2 separate regions of the Homo sapiens genome follow, and region 1 is linked to region 2. A link is a loop called in an ENCODE intact Hi-C map of the cell type or tissue named here. Cell type or tissue: Caco-2. All regions are shown on one strand. Each heading gives the region's core, and the rest is flanking DNA. Links, peaks and the distances in the headings are about the cores only. Region 1 holds the start of GRIN2C (glutamate ionotropic receptor NMDA type subunit 2C). Region 2 has its middle 20 kb from the start of RAB37-AS1.

Region 1 (8,455 bases), core at 325-8,324, 200 kb after region 2:
CCTCCCCGAAGAGAGGCGGAGAGAGAGGGAGACAGACAGACACGGACAAAGAGAAAGAGACAGAGGTTAGTTGAGCATCCCAAGGGCATCCCAGAAGAGCAAGGGCTGGGGAAGAACAGGAGCCATGACCGGGACCCAGCCCTCCAGTCTACTGATGCCTTCCAAAACTCAGCCAGTGGGTTCTGCCCTAGGAAGTCATACTGAAAATGCTAGTCTGGGGTTCAAGTGCATGGATTTGAGTCAGACAGATCTGAGTTCGTGTCCCAGTTCTGCCACTAACTGGCTGTGTGATCTTAGGGAAGTCACTTAGCCTCTCTGAGCCATGTTTTCTTGCCTGAAATAATCACAGCAGTGTGAGGACTTAGATGAGCTAACAGGCTATTTGCTGGGATTAGTGACCTCATCCCGCAGGTGACAGGCCCCCAGCCAGGTGAAGGAAGACAGCTCTTGCATCACCCCCAACCCCCACCCCCACCGGCCAGTCCTCCTCATAGTCTAAACCGGATCTTCCATCTGTCTCTCACCAGGGCCTGTGCTACTGGTCAGTGTGCCCTGCTTGCCATGGGGCCAGCCCCAAGGGCCCTCCTCTGCATGGTTCTGCCTGGCACAGAGCCCCCTCCTCCTGGGCACTGGACGTCACTACAGCCCTTCCTTCTGTGGCCTCAGCTAGTAGCAGCTCTTCCGCAGCAGGGTGCAACAGCACTGACTTGTTCAGAGCTCAGGGGTACCGGAAAACCCAAGCTGGTGAGCTGGGGTTTGGTCTTGTTACACATGAGCTGGTGAGCTGGCCTCTCGGGCCATCACTGGCGTGCAGGATCTTTTGAACCCAACCCAGGGGCCTGACACGTATCCTTGCTAAATGTCATTATTTTGGATTGGGACCAAGAGCCACAGCAGTGAGGGTAACACAAAGCCTGAGTGGAGTGGTGCCCACGGATGTCACTCTCCCTCCCAGCTGGCCATCGGCCATGGCACTGCCATCTCTCCCATCTTCATCACATCCCCAGCAAAACTTCTGAGCAGGGAAGAGCTAAAGGGTGGACAGGGTGAGCCTGCCACTCCAGCCCTCCCGCCTCCCCCAGGATCTGCACATCTCTGCTACAGAAATGCTCACGAAAATCAAGCAGTTGCCAGAAACCACGCCTCCGAAAGACAGATGCCCTTCAGGGATGGGGCCCGAGACAACTGCTGGGCAGGCTCCAGCTTTCTCACAGGGCCTTCCTTTTGCCTGCCACCAAATTTCTCTCTCTCTCTTTTTTTTTTTTTTTGAGACAGAGTCTTGCTCTGTCACCCAGACTGGAGTGCAGTGGTGCGATCTCGGCTCACTGCAAGCTCCACCTCCCGGGTTCATGCCATCCTCCTGCCTCGGCCTCCCAAGTAGCTGGGACTACAGGCGCCCACCACCATGCCCGGCTAATTTTTTGTATTTTTTAGTACAGATAGGGTTTCACCGTGTTAGCCAGGATGGTCTCGATCTCCTGACCTCATGATCTGCCCACCTCGGCCTCCCAAAGTGCTGGGATTACAGGCGTCAGCCACCACACCCAGCTATCTCTCTCTTTTTTTTTAATCCAAAGCCTAATGTCTTACAGACATATGGGCCTTCTTGTATCTCTAGTTCTCTCTAAGGAATCCAGAGAGCGGGGAAGTGCAAGAGGCTACCAGGAACATTCAGGAAAGTTCCTCTTCTCCCCAGGGTGGCACTGAAAGGATCCCTCCAGGGAACCCACTAAACCAACTTTAGTGTAGAAACATCAATTGGCCCGTGTGTGCTGAGCCCCTTCCCTGCAGCAGGCGCTGGATGGTGGAATGTCCCTATGGGTGAGACATGGTCCCTGCCCTCCAGGAACTTAGAGTCAAATCTGCAGAATGAGCATGCTGCTGTTAGCACCTCCAACCTCCTTTTTTCTAAATATATTTCTCTTTCCAACCTTCTCTCCCTACTTCCCTCAAACTCCCCAGCCTCCCCGTCAAGATCTTCTCTTAGCTAAGCATCTAGAGCTCATTCACAGGAAGGTATGAGGGACTGATCATAGCTGAAAGGGTTCTCATTCCCAAGAGAGATGTAGTTTAACCACAATCAGAGCCTTAAGCTAAAGTGCCAGGTGGTAGAATTTCAGGCCAAGAAGACAAGAGTTTTGGCAAGGAAGGGAATATTGCTCTCATGGTGGCGCCCTTGAAATCTTCCCATGTGTACGGTTCCCTAGTACAGTGACACAGAAGTGACAGAAGTGACAGAACTGACAGCCCAGAGACATGTTTGAGTCTGGCAAGGGATCGATCCTAGCCATGCCATGCCATGCCTCAGCTGCCACCACCAATCAGGGATGTCAGATCTCAACCACAAAGGACACTGACATGCTTGTCGCTCCCCTTGCACGGCCTCTGTCTGCTCACCTCTGCCCACACCTCCAGGTCCTAGAGGTTCCTTGCCCTCTGGGGAGCCCCAAACCTCCTACTACCCCTGCCTCCCAGTAATGAGCTCTAGATCTGTGCTGCCCAGTATAGGAGCCGCCAGTCATACACGACTATTGGGTACCAGAAACATCTCTCACCCAAACGGAGTTTGCTATCAGTGTAAAATTTCATGCCACACTGCACATTGAAGACAACAGGGAAAAAGAATGTAAAAAATCTCGTAAACACTTGTATCTTGATTACATGTTGAAATAATAACATTTGGGGTATGTTTAGTCAAAGAAAATATACTATTAAAATTAACGTCACCTGTTTCTATTTGTTTTAATGTGGTTACTAGAAAATTTTAAATTGTACTTGTGGCTCCCATTTTATTTCTTTGGACAGTGTGACCCTGGATGAAGGGCCCAGGCTCTCCCTCAACTGCAAAGGGGCAGAATAAGCAGTCTGCCATTAGCATCTCCAACCTCCTTTTTCTAAATGTATTTCTCTTTCCAACTCCCTACTCCCCTCAAGCTTCCACCCTCCCCAGTCAAGACCTTTTCTTAGCCAAGGACCTAGAGCTCATTCACATGAAGGAATAAGGGTCTGGTAATAGCTGAAAATGTTCTCATTCCCACTCTCTCCAATAGGAAGACATCCTCATGGGCTGGGGACACCAGAGACTCTCTCCAAAGGGAAGGTGTCCTGCTGGGTTGGGGGTTGGGGGTCGGGGGGTGGGGGAGTTGAGGCAGGTTGTACCTCTAATCAAGGGGCCTAAAATGGGGGAGGGATCCCAGAATACCTCCAGAGCCAGGGGCCAAAACTAGGTAAGTCCCTGGGCTCCAAATAGCAAGGGGCAGACTCAAGGAGCTTCCGAATTCTGTCTCATCACCCCGTCTAACCCAGCCACCCTACAGAGGTAGGAGGGACAAACTCCACTTTCCCCCGCCACAATCTCCTCCCTTGCCTCCCCCTCCCCACCTCCCACCTACCCACCCCCGCCAGCCCCACTGCACTGCTGAAGCCTTCCTCCAGCCACTGCTCCCTCCTCACACAGGACAGCTACACCCTGGTGCCCACAAATGAAGTCCAGACAGCTTAGTCCCATAGACAGAGCCCTCTGCACCCTGACCGCAACCAACCGTCCTCCCATCCCTGGAACCCACAGCTCTGCCAGTCTGCTGGCCAAACAGCCCCATTCTGCCCTCATCTCCAGGCCTCGTTCCAGCATCCCCCAGGCTGGAATGTCCTCATCCCAACAGAAGTCTACTCTCCTTCAGGGCCCAGCTGAAATCCCTCTCCCACAGGCACCTGCCTTGATGCCTCAGGCTCTAGGCGCAGGGACTGCGGCCAGGCTGGGGCACCTGCCCTTCTTCCCCCTGCCCTGGCTTCCCCTCCTGGGTGGGGAGCTCTGTGTAGTGGTCCCCTCCACCCCTCCATTCTGCCCTGCGGCAGGTGTGTGTGCACTCATTAACACCCTGCCCCACACTGGACTGCGGGCTCCTTGAGGGCAGACACATTGTCTCAGAGACCTCTGCCCACCCACCCACTCAGGGTCTCACCCCTTCCACAAACAGCCCTTAAACTAATGTTTGACAAACACAGAGATCCCCAAAGAGCCCCAGAGAGGATGGCAGTGGTCAGTCCTGCAGGACACAGCAGCATCTAGAAGGGTCTGAGCACCTTCCCAGGCTGGGGGCCTTCTCCTTCCCGGGTCCTCACAGCTCAGCCAGACCCCCTGGCACGGACCTGCACACACATGCACACTCCCGCACTCATACCCGCTCACATCTGAGATACCGATGGCTCTCCCTCTCCCAGGCTAGGAAACTCTGTCGCAGGAGTCCTCCCCACCCACCAGCAGAACCCCCGGACCCCCTGCCCTTCCGGTGAGCCGCCCCTCCTTTGCCGTCGGGTTTCCCTCCCTCCCTTTTGCCCAGCCAAAACCCGAACCCAGGCGCCAGGGGAGAGGACCGCCGTTCTAGCTTGCCCCACTGCTGGGGGCACGGAGTTCTTGCTCCTCCAAGGCTACGGCCCCCGTCTCCGCGGACCCCGCCCGGACTCCCCCTGGCCACCGGGACGCCCCGCCCCCTCCCCTCCGCAGCAATCTCTTACACTCGGGCTGTGAAGTTCGGGGTATTTTTAGGCCGGCGATAAATAATTCATAGGGAACGTGGCATCAGGCTCCCCCCGCGGGAGGAGGGGGCGCGAGCAGCGAGAGCCACCGTCACCCGCGGCTCAAGGACACTCGCGATGCGGCGGCGGCGGCGGCGGCGGCGGCTCCGGGCGGGGACCCGCGCCACGCCTCCTGGCGGCCAAGCTGAGCACCACGCACCCGGCGCCCCCCGCCCCACGCTGCCCCCCGCCGGCGTCCGCGGCTCCGGGGCCCCCACCCCCACTCCCCCAAGCTGGGTCGTGACCCCGAGTCCCGCAGTGGGGGGACCAAGCCAGCCTGGCAGGCGGCCCCAGTACCATCCCAGGCCCGCCCGGGGGCCCTGGGCGAACCCAGGTGTCCCGGACCTGCCTACCTGCCCCTGGCACGCTCTTATTCTTCGGGAGTTTAGAAACAGGCTCAAAGTCACTAGCACCGCCAAGACCTGGACGGGCTCTGAAATACAGCCAGCGGAATGGTACCCTCCCCAAATAAGTGTCTTTCCTCGATTTTCCTGTGGCCCGGGGTCAGGGACTGAACTAAGATAACGCCACCATCCGAGGGCTGGGGGACCGAGCCAGAAGTCCCCTTGGACGACCAGGGCTGGGAAACCGAGTGGACGAATGGGGTGGGCATCAGGGCCTGGCGGGAATTCCCGTCTTGCTCACCCAGCAGCTCCTTGCAGGGTCGCGGGACGCACCTGGGGGTTCAGGTTGCCGGGTGCCTTTGCTCCGCGTGTCCCCGCCCTGCCCGCGTAGGCAGGAAACAGGAGACTCGGGGCTTCCCCTCCCCGCCGTCGGGGATCCTGGGCGAAGCCCCCAGAGACCGGCGCAGGCGGCTGGTGCGCAGCCAGGGCCCAGCGCCAGGTCTTGCTCGCCCAGTGCCCTCTCTGCCTACCCTTCCCTTTGCGCTCTGGAAGCCCGGGAGCCGGGCACGGGCCAGCATCTGCAAGATGCCACTACTCTGGAAGCCCACTCCGATTCTCCCAGGTCGCAGGAAGGAGAGAGCTAGGCTGGGGCAAAGGAGATGGGGCAGAGCTGGAAGGGGAAGAAGCGGGACTCGCGGCGGGGGAAGGGGTCTGGGCGCCGAGGCGAGTGCGCAGCAGGTGCCCAGCAGACCTAGGGAAACTGGGGCACTGGGCTGGGGAGCCGCACAGCCCCCTTTCACCTTCTCGACTCCTTTCCAACCCCTCGCTCTGGTGGATCCCAGCCCCGGCCCCCACTCCCGGCCCTGTTCCCCGCTCTCCGCCCCGGCGGCTTCCAGCAGCAACAGTTTGGGTCCGCGGCAGCCCAGACTCCCCTGGTCCCGCGGTGCTGCCGCGCCAAGCGAAGGAGGAGGAGGGCTCGGCGACCCTGGGGACGAACGTCTTGGACGCTTCGCCCGCGTCCTTCTCTCGCGTCCGCCGCGCGCCTGTCTGCTCGGCCTCTTCTTCGCCTTCTCTCCGGCCGCCCGGGTCAAAACCCAAGGCCAGGTTCTTGAGGGTCCGGGTCCTCCAGCCGCCCCCTCCTTGAGCCCCGAGAGTCCTGCGTGGGTCCAACCCCCCGGGTGTCCCGCCTCTGTCTCCGCCGTCCTTGCTCGCGCGCCGCGGGAACCCAGCCCCAAGTTGGCGGCGAAGTTGGTGCCCCTCGCCCGCCGCTCGCCACTTACCGAGGGGAAGGGGCGCTGCGCCCGCGACGAGAGCCCGCGCCGGCCGCCTCCCTCGCGGTGTCTGTCCCAGAGCCTCGGCCCCGGAGGGCTGGCGCGCTCAGTCTCAGCTCCGCGGGCGCCGGAGCCCGGGCGCGGCGGGGCGGGGGCGGGGGCGGGTGGCGCGGCCTGGTCCGCTGGCCCCGACCCGCCCCTGCGCCCCGCGACCCTCCCGAAGCTCGCACGGCGCCCGGCTCCGTCCCGGGCTGGGCTGCGCACCGCGCCTCCTGCTCCCAGAGCTCGCAGCCGACTGTGCGGGAGCTCTCACCGCCGCCCGCGAGGGCCCGCCCCGCCGGGGCCCGCCACCTCCGCCCCGGCCCGGCCCGGCCCGCTGCCCCTCGAGGCCCCTCCCGCCGCATTCCCGGGCCCCTCTCCCCTCTCCGGAACCGCGTCCCCAGACCTGACACTCGGGGCAAGTGCGCCTCGGAGGACACACCAGCCTGCCCGGAGCCTGGGTTTGAGCCCGCAGCTCACGAGTGTGTGACCTTGGGCCAATTTCGAGGACCCCTCAGGTTATACAGCGAGGCAGCATCTTGAGGGCTGCCATAAAAGGGAGTGACCACTCTCTGGACACTGCAAAGCCCTAGGGAGACTGAGGCACTATTTTTAAAGGCCAGTGTGTCTGACTGGAAACGGAAGCAGGAAGGCTTTGAGAGCCAAAGAATGGGCCCCAGGCTAGACTCGCCTGGGGCACCCAGAGGTACAGGGGACAAGCTGCTTCTCAGTCCCCCGCTCCCATTTCTTTTCTGTTTTGATTGTACTGAGGGCTCCCCAGGGAGGGGTGGTCCCGGTCCCGGTCCCGGGCAGCCCTAGTGTGGACAGAAGACAGGCAACCCGCAGCCACAGCAGGGCCGAGCGGAGAAAGGAAGGGTGGCTATGCCAGGCCTGGCTGCCGAGCCCCATCAAGCCCCCAATGAGGCCCCTGAGCAGGGAGCCGTCTCTGCAGCGCCACCTGGTGATGGTAGGGGAGCTACGGCCAGAAGGTGACCCCCGACCCCAACCCTTCCAAAAAAAGTCCCCCATCAACCATGGCTCTTGGTTGCAGCTGTTTTATTTCCAGCATGTTCCCAACCTGGTGACCCTCCACAGTCCAGCAGTAGAGAGATGGGTAAGGGGTTAGATCGGCCCACACCTCCACCTGTCCCTAAGGTTACCTCAGTTGCTGAAAGCTAAAACCTTGCGCGCAAGGGCGACCTTCCCCAGGAGGGAGGAGAGACGCTGGAAGAGCAGCCAAGCCTCCAAGCCAGGGCCGGCCGGGATCAGCAGAGGTGCAAAGTCCCACTCAGACGGACCCAGCCCTTCCCCTCCCAACACTCATCCCTTCCCTGCTGGGGGCCGGGGCTGGGGCTGGGCTCAGTGGCCCAGGAGGCGCAGCATCTCCTGAGGATCCACCAGCTTCTCCCTGGGCTTCCCCGTGCCCTGGCCCCGGGCCACCTCCTCGGCATCCAGCTTCTCCCAGTCTGAGAAAGAGACTGGCCGGACCCCTGAAGCAGAGGGGAGATTGTCAACACCTCCTCCTTCACCCCTCCCAGAACAGCCCCCTCCCAAAGAGTGAGGCCCAGAGAAGGACCACCCACCCCACCTCCCAGGACCTCAGCATCGGGGCCCAGACCTCGGCTGCTGAGCAGGGCCTGGATGGCTGCGTAGCCAGGCCTGGGGCCAGAGGGGAGCAACCCAGCCTTCAGGTCCTGCAGCAGCATCTGGCCGGTGAGGAAGCTGTCAGTCATGGTTGTGGCTATGACACCTGTAGGTCCTCTCTTCACCCAGCCGCTGCAGTAGAGGCCTGAGAGGGGGTAACAAAAGGGGAAGGGAGGGAGGTGGCTGGATACCACCCTGGCCATCCTGTGCCCACAATCTACACCCACGTGCACGCACACAGACACCCCACGCCTCTTGGCAGACTGTCGGCTGAGCCTGCTGTGGCCGCTGGTCCACTGCCCTGGATTCTTCTCTCCCTGTTTTTACCAGGCCGACCCCCTTACACCTCAGTTTCCCTGTAGATGAGGGGATCCCTAAGCTTAGGAGCTGAGGCTTGCTCCCCTGCAGTTTCAGTAGGCCCTTGGTAAATGTTTACCAAGTGAATTAATCACTAGATAGGTATGTGGGCACTTAGTAAAACTGGAAGCTCCCTGAGGACACAGGCTGCCTTATTAATCTCCAATCCCAGCACTAAGCACAGGGCCTAACCCAGAAAAGACCTCAGTAAACGTTTGTTGAATG
Region 2 (11,648 bases), core at 1,951-9,950:
TTTTTAGTAGAGATGGGGTTTCACTGTATTGGTCAGGCTTGTCTCTTTGCCAGGCTGGTCTCGAACTCCCGACCTTGTGATCTGCCCACCTCGGCTTCCCAAAGGGCTGGGATTACAAGGATGAGCCACTGTGCCTGGCCAGTAATGGGGTAATTTGTCTAGAGGGAGATGATAGAGCAACAGAGGCCAGCTCCTCCCAGACTTACAGCCTTCCCCTAAGAAAAATGAGTGCTCTCTCCTTCTATTTCTACCAAACATCTACCTCCATTCTACCAACACTCTCTCCCAGCTCTCTGAAGGAGAAATAAAGCCCTGTCTGAGTTATGTGTGGAGGCACAACCATTAGTTTTGGACAAAACAGCAATTCTAGATAATTGCAATGTTCAGGGTGTCTGCCCCCTACCCAATGGCCCCTCTCTGGAGTCCAAATCTCCCCTTCTCTGCTTCATGCTGTAGGAAACTGCAGAACTGACAATGAGGTTATGAAATGCCTGGGCGTATAAAAGGCAGACAGTGCTAGACTCCAGGAGACTATTCAAGGCTGGCTTTATTTAGTGTGTCCCACAGCCACTAATTGCCGGGCAGATCCTGATGCCATAGCTGATAGAACAGCACAAGGCAGCTAGGACACCCGCAATGTGGCCTTCTGGAAATGGGACCAAAAGCCCATTCTCATAACTTGTCTTAAAAGTAGGTTCCCCTCTGGTTCAGCCACAACCACTGCTGGTGACCTCACTTCAAACCTGGCTGTGCTGCACTGGGGCTGCTGACACACACCTGACTATCATAAGTCGCTGTCCTTTGTCATATTCTTCCTGCTGGTGCAATATTTTTCTTCCTGCCTATGGCCTAATTTTTAGGGCAGGAAGATGAAAATAAGACCTTCCATCTGTTCCCACTTCTAAAATATTAGGTGTAAAGAAATATTCTCTCTGAATTAAAAACTTTCCACGTTGAACCACTAACTTGAAAGTTACTCTTTACTTTTTTCTTTCCCCTTTCCCCTCTTCTTTTCTTCTCCTTTGATTCCTTTTTACTGAAATCCATCCCCAGCCTCTCCTCTCTCTCCACATTACCCCCATCCCTCTTCTTCAGTTCCCTCTATTACCCATCTTCTCTCCTTTCCATGGTCCAGACCACAGCAAGGCAAAAAAGGCACGTAGGGCACAAAATCTAAGGAGTCTTCCCGAGGTGCAGGCATGACCCTGAGAGTGACTGTCCGTAGACACCTTTGTCACCTCGCCCTAGATCCAGCCCTTTTCCTTCCCTATGTCTCTTACTTTACATCATTCAAATAAGGATTTGTCTTCCATCTCTCCCTATTCCTTTGCTCTTTTGGTCACCTGGTAGAATGTTTATTCCTTATACATGTAACAACTATATTATCTAGAATACTCATTCAGCTACTGTATTGAAAGCCAACTTATGTAGGGCATACACAAGATAGAAATCTATTTATTTTTCCTCCAACATTCAGGGGTAAGCAGTTCAAGGCTGATATGGCAGTTCCACAGCCTCAGGGTTCTTCCAGCCCATGGCTCTACCATCCAGCACTGGGCTTCCATCTCAGCATCAGATGGCTGCTCCAGCACCCACCACCACCCCTACATCCCACCCAGAGGAAGGGAAGAGAGGAAGAGGAGGGTTTGCTCCAATCTCTCTCTGGGCTTGACTTCTGCTCTCACATCCCGTTGGCCAGAATTCAGTTATGTCGCCACACCTCCCTGCAAAGGAGGCTGAGAAATGTTTTTAAATTTTGTGCCCAGCCAAAAATTCTGTTACTGAAAAGGGGAGAGTTGGAGGATAACTAGAAATATTTTCCATGTTTTATCGTACTGAGAAATTGCATCTTTTCTTACTCGAAATATTAGGGAGAGGAAAACAATAGCTATCCCTCTCCTATTCTTTTTCTTAATAGTGCTGCTTGCATTTTAGATGAAGTGCATTTACATGCACTTGTATAATAAGTGGAATTTATGGCAGAATAGTGACGATGTTGATGATGATGATGACGAAGACAAAGACAAAGATGAAGGCAACAGTCGACACCTACATATCACTGTCTAAGTGCGGATGCTATTATTCTAAGCCTTTTTATGAAGCCCTCCATATTAACCCACTTTACCCTTACAACAACCTGAGATATACATTATTATTATCTCTATTTTACGGATGAGGTAATTGACACAGAGAAGTTGCAGTGACAGAGCCAGTAAGGGATGAATCTAGATTCAAACCTAAGTCGTCTGGCTCTAGAGGGAAACACTGTAAACAATATAAATAGATGTTATTCCTGGTGGTAGCACTGGAATATGTTGCACAGTTTTAGGAGACCCCATGGCAGATGGCACCATGCTGTGCTCTGGAGGTGACACTGGGGTCATTAACACCATCTTCTACATGAACGTGCAATGTGGCGGTCTAGGTCATGTCCTTCCTCCTCCCCTAATAAGTCTAGACTCTCTTCTTAATTCTGTCCAGTGCTCTCCTCCTGCGCAACTAAAGTTCTTCTTCATCTCATTTGGGAAACTAAAGCCCTTTCTGAATGGTTTTCCAGGGCACGTTGATTGATGCCATCAGTTCAGGAGTTCCTGAACTTGTCTTCATGTCAGAGTCACCCTTAGAACCTTATAATAATGCAAACCCCCAAGCCTCACCCCAGGATACTCTGAATAAGAAAGTCTGGGCTCGGCTCAGTGGCTCACACCTGTAATCCCAGCACTTTGGGAGGCTGAGGCGGGTGGATCACGAGGTCAAGAGATGGAGACCATCCTGGCCAACATGGTGAAACCCCATCTCTACTAAAAATACAAAAACTTAGCTGGGTGTGGTGGCAGGTGCCTGTAGTCCCAACTACTCGGGAGGCTGAGGCAGGAGGATGACTTGAACCTGGGAGGTGGAGGTTGCAGTGAGCTAAGATCATGCCACTGCACTCCAGCCTGGGCGACAGAGCGAGACTCTGTCTCAAAGAAAAAAAGAAAGTTTGGGGAAATCTGTATTTTTGATCCCTGATATTTGAAGTCTGTAAAGGAAAATAGTAGTATATTCATTATTATGTTCAATTAATATTAATATGCTGAATCTGATATTGAATCTCCTCTGCAGTGTCCCACCCTGGTGACACTCAGCCTTTGTACAGTGCTCACACTAGTCCCAGGTCTGCAACAGCAGCTCACATTGACTGAGTATCCCAGGCACCGGGACAAGGATGGATGGATGATCTCATCAAATCCACCCAAAATCCCTCAGGGCTCAGTGCAATTACCCCCAACCACAGGGAAACAGACTCCAAACGTTAAGTGTGTGCCTCAGGTCATAAGCTAGTAAGTGAAGTGCTCTGGTGCATGTGGGCCTGGTGTGCTGACTTCAAAGTGAGCATGATCACCTGCCGTGCAGTCCTGCTCCTGGGCTGCAGCACCTCCTCCCAGCCGTGCTTTGACCTCTCCTCATTTCTTATACATTATTCCTTTTTTTTTTTTTTTCGACAAAGTCTCACTCTGTCTACCAGGCTGGGGTGCAGTGGTGCAATCTCAGCTCACTACAACCTTCACCTCCCGGGCTCAAGCGATTCTCCTACCTCAGCCTCCTGAGTAGCTGGGACTACAGGTGCCTGCCACCATGCCTGGCTAATTTTTGTATTTTTAGTAGAGACAGGGTTTCACCATGGTGGCCAGGCTGGTCTCGAACTCCTGGCCTCAAGTGATCTGCCTGTCTTGGCCTCCCAAAGTGTTGGGATTACAGGCGTGAGCCGCCGCACTGGCCTCCATTTTTAAAATATGAAAACTGCAACTCAAAGAAGTCAAGAAAGTGGTCCAAGTCAAATAACTTACAAGTGGCTCAGGTAGACCTTGAAACACATTTGTCTGAGCCAAAATCCCAGTTTCCTCTCCATAAGTCACACGGCTTTCCTGCAGAGCCCCGCAGCCTCACGACCCAACCATATGTGACCTCAGCATAGGCAACACATGCAGCTGACCTTAAATAAATGCTTCTGGCCGGATGCGGTGGCTCACACCTGTAATCCTAGCACTATGGGAGGCAGAGGCGAGCGAATTGCCTGAGCTCGGCAGTTTGAGACGAGCCTGGGCAAAGTGGCAAAACCCCGACTCTACTAAAAATACAAAAAAAAAAAATTGGCTGGGTGTGGTGGTGCACACCTGTAGTCCCAGCTACTTGGGAGGCTGAGGTGGGAGGATTGCTTGAACCCAGGAGGTGGTGGTTGTTGCAATGAGCTGAGATCACGCCACTGCACTCCAGCCTGGGCGACGGAGCGAGACTCTGTCTCTAAATAAATAAATTAACTACCGCTTCTCACATGGGAAGATGAAGAGAAACTCTTGCACACAGACAACAGGAGACATGTATGTGAAAGTTCCCTGCAGTGCTGGTCACAGCAGATAAAAACCAGGCACAGCACACATGCCCTTCAGTGGAAGAATAGATGAAAGAAATGTGGGCTATTCACTCAGCAGAACGTTATGCAGCAGCCAAAACAACAGACATGCCACAATACAGAAGAATCTAAGCAACGTAATCTTAAATCAAAAAAGCAACCAGCCAGGCACATTGGCTCACACCTGTAATCCCAGCATTTAGGGAGGCAGAGGCAGGAGGATTGCTTGAGCCCAGGGGTTCGAGACCATCCTGGACAACATAGCAAGACCCCATCTCTACAAAAAGAAAGAAAAGGCCCGGTGTAGTGGCTCATGCCTGTAATCCTAGCACTTTGGGAGGCCAAGGCAGGTGGATCACCTGAGGTCAGGAGTTCAAGACCAGCATGGCCAATATGGTGAAACCTCATCTCTACTAAAAACATAAAAATTAGCCAGGCATGGTGGCACATGCCTGTAGTTCCAGCTTCTCAGGAGGCTGAGGCAGGAGCATCGCTTGAACCTGGGTGGCAGAGGTTGCAGTGAGCTGAGATTGTACCACTGCACTCCAGCCTGGACAGCAAAGTGAGACTCCATCTCAAAAAGAAAAAAAAAAAACTAACATTTTTTAAATGCATCTTTAGGAATGCATATAGATGCAATAAAACTACCTAAAAATGAAAGCAAAGGATTGATGGACAGAGGAATCAGGATGATTCTCAATTTGGGGAGTGAAGTGGGATGAGTATATGGTTAAATGTAGGTTATTGCCAAGGCCCTAGCTTTTGCTTTGGGTTTACAGAGCCTTATTACATTGGAATAAACCAATGAATGAAAGTGGACTGTCCACGGGTGAATGATGAGTGTCTCAGAATTCCATTATGATGATTGACCCAATTCTGAGCACCCTGAGGTCCAATTTAAAGAAAAGCTAGGTTAACCGATGAAGAAATGATTTGGCATGATGCATTATCAGCTCTTGGAAGGAGGGATTGAATTTTCTTCCTAGTTTTGATCCTCAGCTATGTGCCTTGAGGAAAACAATCACGAACGACAGCACAAAAGAGCCCAGAGAGAATACGTGAACTTGAACCCACTGATCACTGCGAGCAGGGCAGGTTGTTTAAGAGGGGATTCCATGGCCAAGTGAAGTGTGACTTCAGCAAACGCTCTCAAAACTATGATGCCTCCCACACAGAGAGCACACATGTGTGCATGCGCACACACCAGCCGCTGCTATGGAAGAAAAACACCTGTAACACCCACAGTCCAGGAGAAAACCTGAAGAGCAAATGCTTCTGCAAAGGTGACATGTGCATTTAAAATCACAGTATGATGCAAATGACATATCTTCTCTCCTAAAAGTATATTTCTCACATGGAAAAAGGGCTATGCCACATGAGAGAGAGGAAATAGAGCAGAAAGAGTGGCTGAGAGAAGTCCAGGTAAATTTTGCTGGCTTTTTATAATTCGACTGGCCCTCCCTGAAGACTGGGCAATAGAATTTCCTCCTCCCTGGGGCTGTTGAGCTTGTCAATTCTCTGATGACACAGTCACCAAGTTCTGAGACCCTGCTGGAGACAAATGTCCACAAGGAGGAGGCAGCGAGCTGCAAAGAGCCTGGCACTCAGTGAAGGAGCCTGCCTAGACGCAGCTTCTCCCACAGCCTGCAGCTGCTGTTCTCTGTGCTACAGGAGAGCACTACCGCGCTGATGACCATTAGAAGGACCACACGCTGAAGTCCCAGCTACTTGGGAGGCTGAGGTGGGAGGATCACTTGAGCCTAAGATGTCGAGGCTGCAGTGAGCTGTGATCACTCCACTGCACACCAGCCTGAGCAACAGAGACTCAATCTCAAAAAAACAAAAACAAAAACCAAGAAGGACCACAAACTCCCGGAGTCCTAGCCCATGGGGATAGTCGGATAGTCTCTTTCTCTTTCTCTCTGTCTTTTTTCTTTTTCCTTTTTTTTTTTTTTGAGATCGAGTCTCGCTCTGTCACCCAGGCTGGAGTGCAATGGCACGATCTCAGCTCACTGCAACCTCCACCTCCCAGGCTCAAGCAATTCTCCTGCCTCAGCCTCCCGAGTAGCTGGAATTACAGGTGCCCACCACTATGCCTCGCTAATTTTTTGTATTTTTAGTAGAGACGGGGTTTCACCATGATGGCCAGGCTGGTCTTGAACTCCTGACCTCAGGTGATCTGCCCACCTCAGCCTCCCAAAGTGCTGGGATTACAGGCATGAGTCACCGCGACCGGCTCCATGGGGGTGGTCTTAATGCCACAGGTTCCAGGTAAGAGTGGCTATTGTATGTCCCAGGAATGAGGGTGTTGGGGCAGATATGGCGATGTCACTGAGCACTTTCTGTACACTTCTGGAGAGGCAGACCCCCTTGGCGTCTCCTCCTCCTGATCCTGACTGAGTGGCAGGATAGGTTGGAACTTAGCGTCAAGAAAGTTCAGTGTGCCAGAGAGTTTTTCCAACTATGGAGCTAAAAGCACCAAACAAACCTCCACAGTCCCTTCCTGAGCCACAGTTCTCGGCTGATGATTCTATAAGCAGAAGGCAGCTGCAGGATGGCGGAAAGCGTATCAACGTGGGGCCAGACCACTAGGGACTGAATCTTGGTTCTGTCTGCCGTCTGCAGGATCCTGGTGATGAACTTAATGTCCCAGACTCTCACTTTCATCATCTATAAAATGGGAAGAATTATAGCCTCCTCCAGGGGAGTATTGGATAAGATTAAGTAGATAATACATGCAAAAGAGTCGATGACATCATGCGACACATTGGTGTCACAATAAAGGTTCACTTGTTCATCATGCATCCTTGTATCTCCCGGAAAGCACCCAATGGAGAAGGCAAACGACATGGCAGCAGAAGTCTGGCATCATGGGCAGGGCCTGGGCGGCCTTACAGAGGCTCTCTCTTATTAGAGGCTGCTTCTCAATGGTCAAAAAGGTGGCTCCTTGGGATGCTGGGACAGGAGAAGTTATCACTGGGGGACTTTTCTAGGGAAGGAAACGTTTGTGCCTAGTGGCCACTTCCTGGGTGAAGCCCTCCCCGAGTCCCACCTTCCTCCTCACCTCCAGGCAGAGCAAGCGGTCATCCTCTCCTCCAGACTTCTGGCACGCTCATGTTATTCACAATGACAGCTCCCATATTGAGCACTCAGTATATACCAGGCACTGGGCTTAGCACTTACCATGCATTCTTTCTTTCTTTCTTTTTTTTTTCTTTTTTCTTTTTTTTTTTTTTTTTGAGACAGGGTCTTGCTCTGTCGCCCAGGCTGGAGTGCAATAGAGCAATCTCGGCTCACTGAAGCCCCTGCCTCCCGGCTGAGGCGATTCTCATGCCTTAGCCACCCAAGTAGCTGGGATGACAAATGCTCACCACCACACCCGGCTCATTTTTGTATTTTTAGGAGAGACGAGGTTTCACCATGTTGGCCAGGCTGGTCTCGAACCCTGGACCTCAAGTGATCCACCTGCCTTGGCCTCCCAAGGTGCTGGGATTACAGGCTTGAGCCACCCAGGCCCGGCCGCATTCTTTCATTTAATCCTCATAATGACACTTTGAAAGAGGAAAGTGAAGATTAGCAACATGAAATAATAGACAAAGCTGCACAGATAACACACAGTGGAGTCAGGATGCAGACCCGGGTCTGCTGGGTCCAAGCTTGAGCTTTCAGCCACTGCACTACAATGCCTCCCTCATGCACCATCATGACCCTTATCCCATGATATGATCTTTCTGCACCTGTTAGTCACAAGCGGTAGACTGTCGGCTGTTTAGAGTCAGGAACTGTAGCTCTTTTGTCTATTTATCCTGAGTGCCTAGCACAGTACCTGGCTAAGAATGAATGAAAGGAAGGAAGAATAAATGAACAGATCTTCTCCAAAGCCCCAAGGAAGGAGACAGCACCATTGTTCCTCCTAGGTCAATACAACTCAAAACCTCCATTCCCATCCAAGCATGCCAGAGGGGGAGGGGATAGGTGGCTGCATATGGAGGCTGCCCCTTCCCTGCAGTGCACCCCTCACCCATTCCAACAGCCCAGAGCTTAGTCATGGGAGAAACGTTGCAGTGAACCGAGATTGCGCCACTGCATGGGCAACCAAGCAAGACTCTGTCTCAAAAAAAGAAAAAAGAAAGACGACAATATTATTGTATTATATTGTATTCTTTCTAAGATTACAATGTAATATATTGTATTTAATATATTGTATCTAAGAATAAATATTATATACTGTAAGAAAAAGAAAGTTATCTAAATACAAAGAAGCCATCCTATATAATATTATTTATTAATATATAATATCTTATTCTCAAATACAATATTGTTCAGCCTTAGAAAGAAATTAAATTCTGACACATGCTACAACATGGATGAACCTTGAGAACATTAAGCTAAGTGAAATTAGCTAGTCACGAGAAGAAAAATGCTGTGTGATTCCACTCTTATGAGATACCTATATTAGCCAAATGCATATAGACACAGAGAGTAGAAAAGTGGTTGCCAGAGGCTGGGTGGAAGGGGAATGAGGAGTTGTTGTTTCATGGGTATAGAGCATTAGTTTCACAAAACAAAAAGAGTTCTGGAGATGAGTTGTAAGACAATGTAAATGCACTTAACACTACTGAACTGTACACTTAAAAATGGTTAAAATGGTATATTTTTTATTACGTATATTTTACCACAATTTTAAAAAATTTAAAAGAGAACAAATATATATATATATATATATATATATATATATATATATATATATATATATATATATAGTTGTTGTTGTTGTTGTTTTGAGACAGAGTCTCTCTGTCTCCCAGGCTAGAGTGCAGTGGCATGACCTCGGCTCACTGCAACCTCCACCTCCCAGGTTCAAGCAATTCTCCTGCCCCAGCCTCCCAAGTAGTTGTAATTACAGGCACATGCCACCACACTCGGTTAATTTTTGTGTTTTTAGTAGGGACAGGGTTTCACCATGTTGGCCAGGCTGGTCTCGAACTCCTGACCTCAAGGGATCCACCCGCCTCAGCCTCCCAAAGTGCTGGGATTAGGCATGAGCCACCACACCTGGGCAACAAAAATATAATTCTTGGAAACTGAAAAGAATTTTGCTAAAAAGTAATGCATTGTAAGTATTTTAAAGATGACAGTAGGGAAATATCCTAGTTCATAGAGCAGAAAAGACAAAGAGATGGAAAATGATCATATCTGACTACTTGGGAACTTCAGAAAATACAGTAACAATTAAGGGGAGAAAAAAATTAAATCAAGAGAATTTCCCAGAGAGGAAAGGAGACACACATCTTCAAATTGAAAGGGTAGACTGAGTACCCAGCACAATAGATATAAATAGGCATATGGTTATATAAATTCATGCAGAATATCAGAAACCCATAGATTAAGAAAAGATTTTAGAGGGCGGGCACAGTGGCTCATGCCTGTAATCCCAGGACTTTGGGAGGCTGAGGTAGATGGATCACCTGAGGTCAGGAGTTCAAGACAGACCATCCTGGCTAACAGGATGAAACCCCGTCTCTACTAAAAATATAAAAATTAGCCGGGCGCAGTGGCATGTGTCTGTAATCCCAGGTACTTGGGAGGCTGAGGCAGGAGAATCGCTTGAACCTGGGAGGCAGAAGTTGCAGTGAGCCGAGGTCACACCACTGCACTCCGGCAAAGACAGAGAAGAAAGAAAGAGAGAGAGGGGGAGGGAGAGAGGGAGGGAGGAAGGAGGGAAGAAATGAAGGAAGGAAGGAAGGAGGGAGGGAGGGAGGGAGGGAGGGAAGGAAGGAAGGGAAGGAAAGAGAAAGAGAGAAAGAAAGAAGAAAGAAAGAAAGAAAGAGAGAGAGAGAAGAATAGAAAAGAAAGGCTTCCAAAGCAAAAAAATACATACTAAATACTAAAACAGGCCATCCCCAAAGGCAGAGGAATTAGTCTGGCAAAAGACTTTCTATGAGCAGCACTTCAATTAGCAATATTAACTCCTAAGAGTATCCAGGAAGACAATGCAATGATGTCTTCAAACCCCCGAGAAAGAGCCTTCAACCTGGAATTCCAAATCCAGCCCAAATTGAGTAGGAGCAGAACAAATACATTTTCAGATATGTAAAGACTCAGGAAGTTCACCTCCCATGCTCTCTTTCTTAAGCAATTATTTAAGTAAATTCTTAAGTCACTTCTTTGAATACTTATTCATGAGGAATAAAGCAAGAAAAGTAAACCAAGTTCATGAGAGAGTAGACCAAGAAAGCAGAATAAATGAGCCACAGAAATACTGAATCCGTGTAAGAATAGAACTAAAGGAAAATGTCAGAGCTATAGCTACGCAGCAGGCCCAGAGACAACCAGTTCTTGGAATAAACAGATAGAACACTGTGTCAGAGAGGTTTGTGAGATGACGTAGATGAGAGCTTAGAAAATGAGCCTTGAGCATCTGTTGAAGTCCCTGAATTCAATGTTTAAAAACAAATTAGAGCCAGGAACAGTGGCTCATGCCTGTAATCTCAGCACTTTGGGAGGCCAAAGCAAGAGGATTGCTTGAGCTCAAGAGTTCAAGACCAGCCTGGGGAACATGGTGAAACTCCATTTCTGCAAAAAATTAGCCGGGCATGGTGGCTCATGCCTGTGGTCCCAGATATTCAGGAGGCTGAGGTGGGAGGATCAGTTGAGCCTGGGAAGTCAAGGGTGCAGTGAGCCATGTTCGCGCCATTGTACTCCAGCCTTGATGACAAGGTGAGACCTTGTCTCAAAAAATAAAAATTTAAAAAGTAAATTAGAAACTCAGGGGGAAGAAGTAAAACAAAGTCATTATCTAATACAAAGAAGCCAATCCATATCAGAACACAAAGTCACTGAGATTCAAGAAGAGAATGGAATGCATACCAAAGAGTGGAAAACTGGAAGATATGAGGAACATAATGAAGAAGACATGCATTTTCTTTCTCAACAAGCAAAAATAGAGGCAATCATAAACTTAAGAGAAAACAATAAGTATATAAAAAGACAAAGCACAGATTAAAACTGTGCCATGATTTTGAGCAATGGGTGTATTATTAAAAAGAGTGAGCATAATGTCATACCTTAAATTAGATCCTGGATCAGAATTAGGAAATTGGGTAAAAACTTAGGAAATGCAAGTGAAAAATGGCCTTCCATAATAGTGTATCAGTATTGGTTCATAGCTGTGACAAAGACACCATAATAATGTAAGCTGTTCCTAGCAGGAGAAACTGGGTGTGGGATACACAGGAGCTCTCTGTACTAACTT

The links. Hi-C counts contacts between places; a loop is a spot of excess contacts. Peaks named below come from ENCODE experiments on the same cell type or tissue, not always from the same donor. Only the 100,000 strongest peaks of a DNase experiment are listed, where the experiment ranks them.
Region 1: it touches region 2 in a loop (2.7-fold over the local background); 47 of 110 quality-filtered maps call a loop at or near these places.

Annotation. Positions count from the first base shown.
Region 1 is chr17:74,855,229-74,863,683 of GRCh38, forward strand. It overlaps GRIN2C (glutamate ionotropic receptor NMDA type subunit 2C), which reads right to left and starts at 4,657. Exons shown (of 13, transcript NM_000835.6): 1 at 4,516-4,657. It overlaps FDXR (ferredoxin reductase), which reads right to left. Exons shown (of 12, transcript NM_024417.5): 11 at 7,848-8,018; 12 at 7,269-7,719. The coding sequence ends at 7,589. RefSeq lists an enhancer at 5,484-6,182. In Caco-2, for the core only: CTCF peaks have their summits at 4,695 (motif pointing left), 4,896 and 7,209 (motif pointing left); a DNase peak (open chromatin) is centred at 7,163; H3K4me3 peaks cover 951 bases; H3K27me3 peaks cover 1,101 bases.
Region 2 is chr17:74,651,642-74,663,289 of GRCh38, forward strand. No RefSeq gene overlaps it. Among named protein-coding and RNA genes, the nearest start is that of RAB37-AS1, 20 kb to the right of the region's middle. In Caco-2, for the core only: a CTCF peak has its summit at 5,967 (motif pointing right); a DNase peak (open chromatin) is centred at 6,000; H3K27me3 peaks cover 132 bases.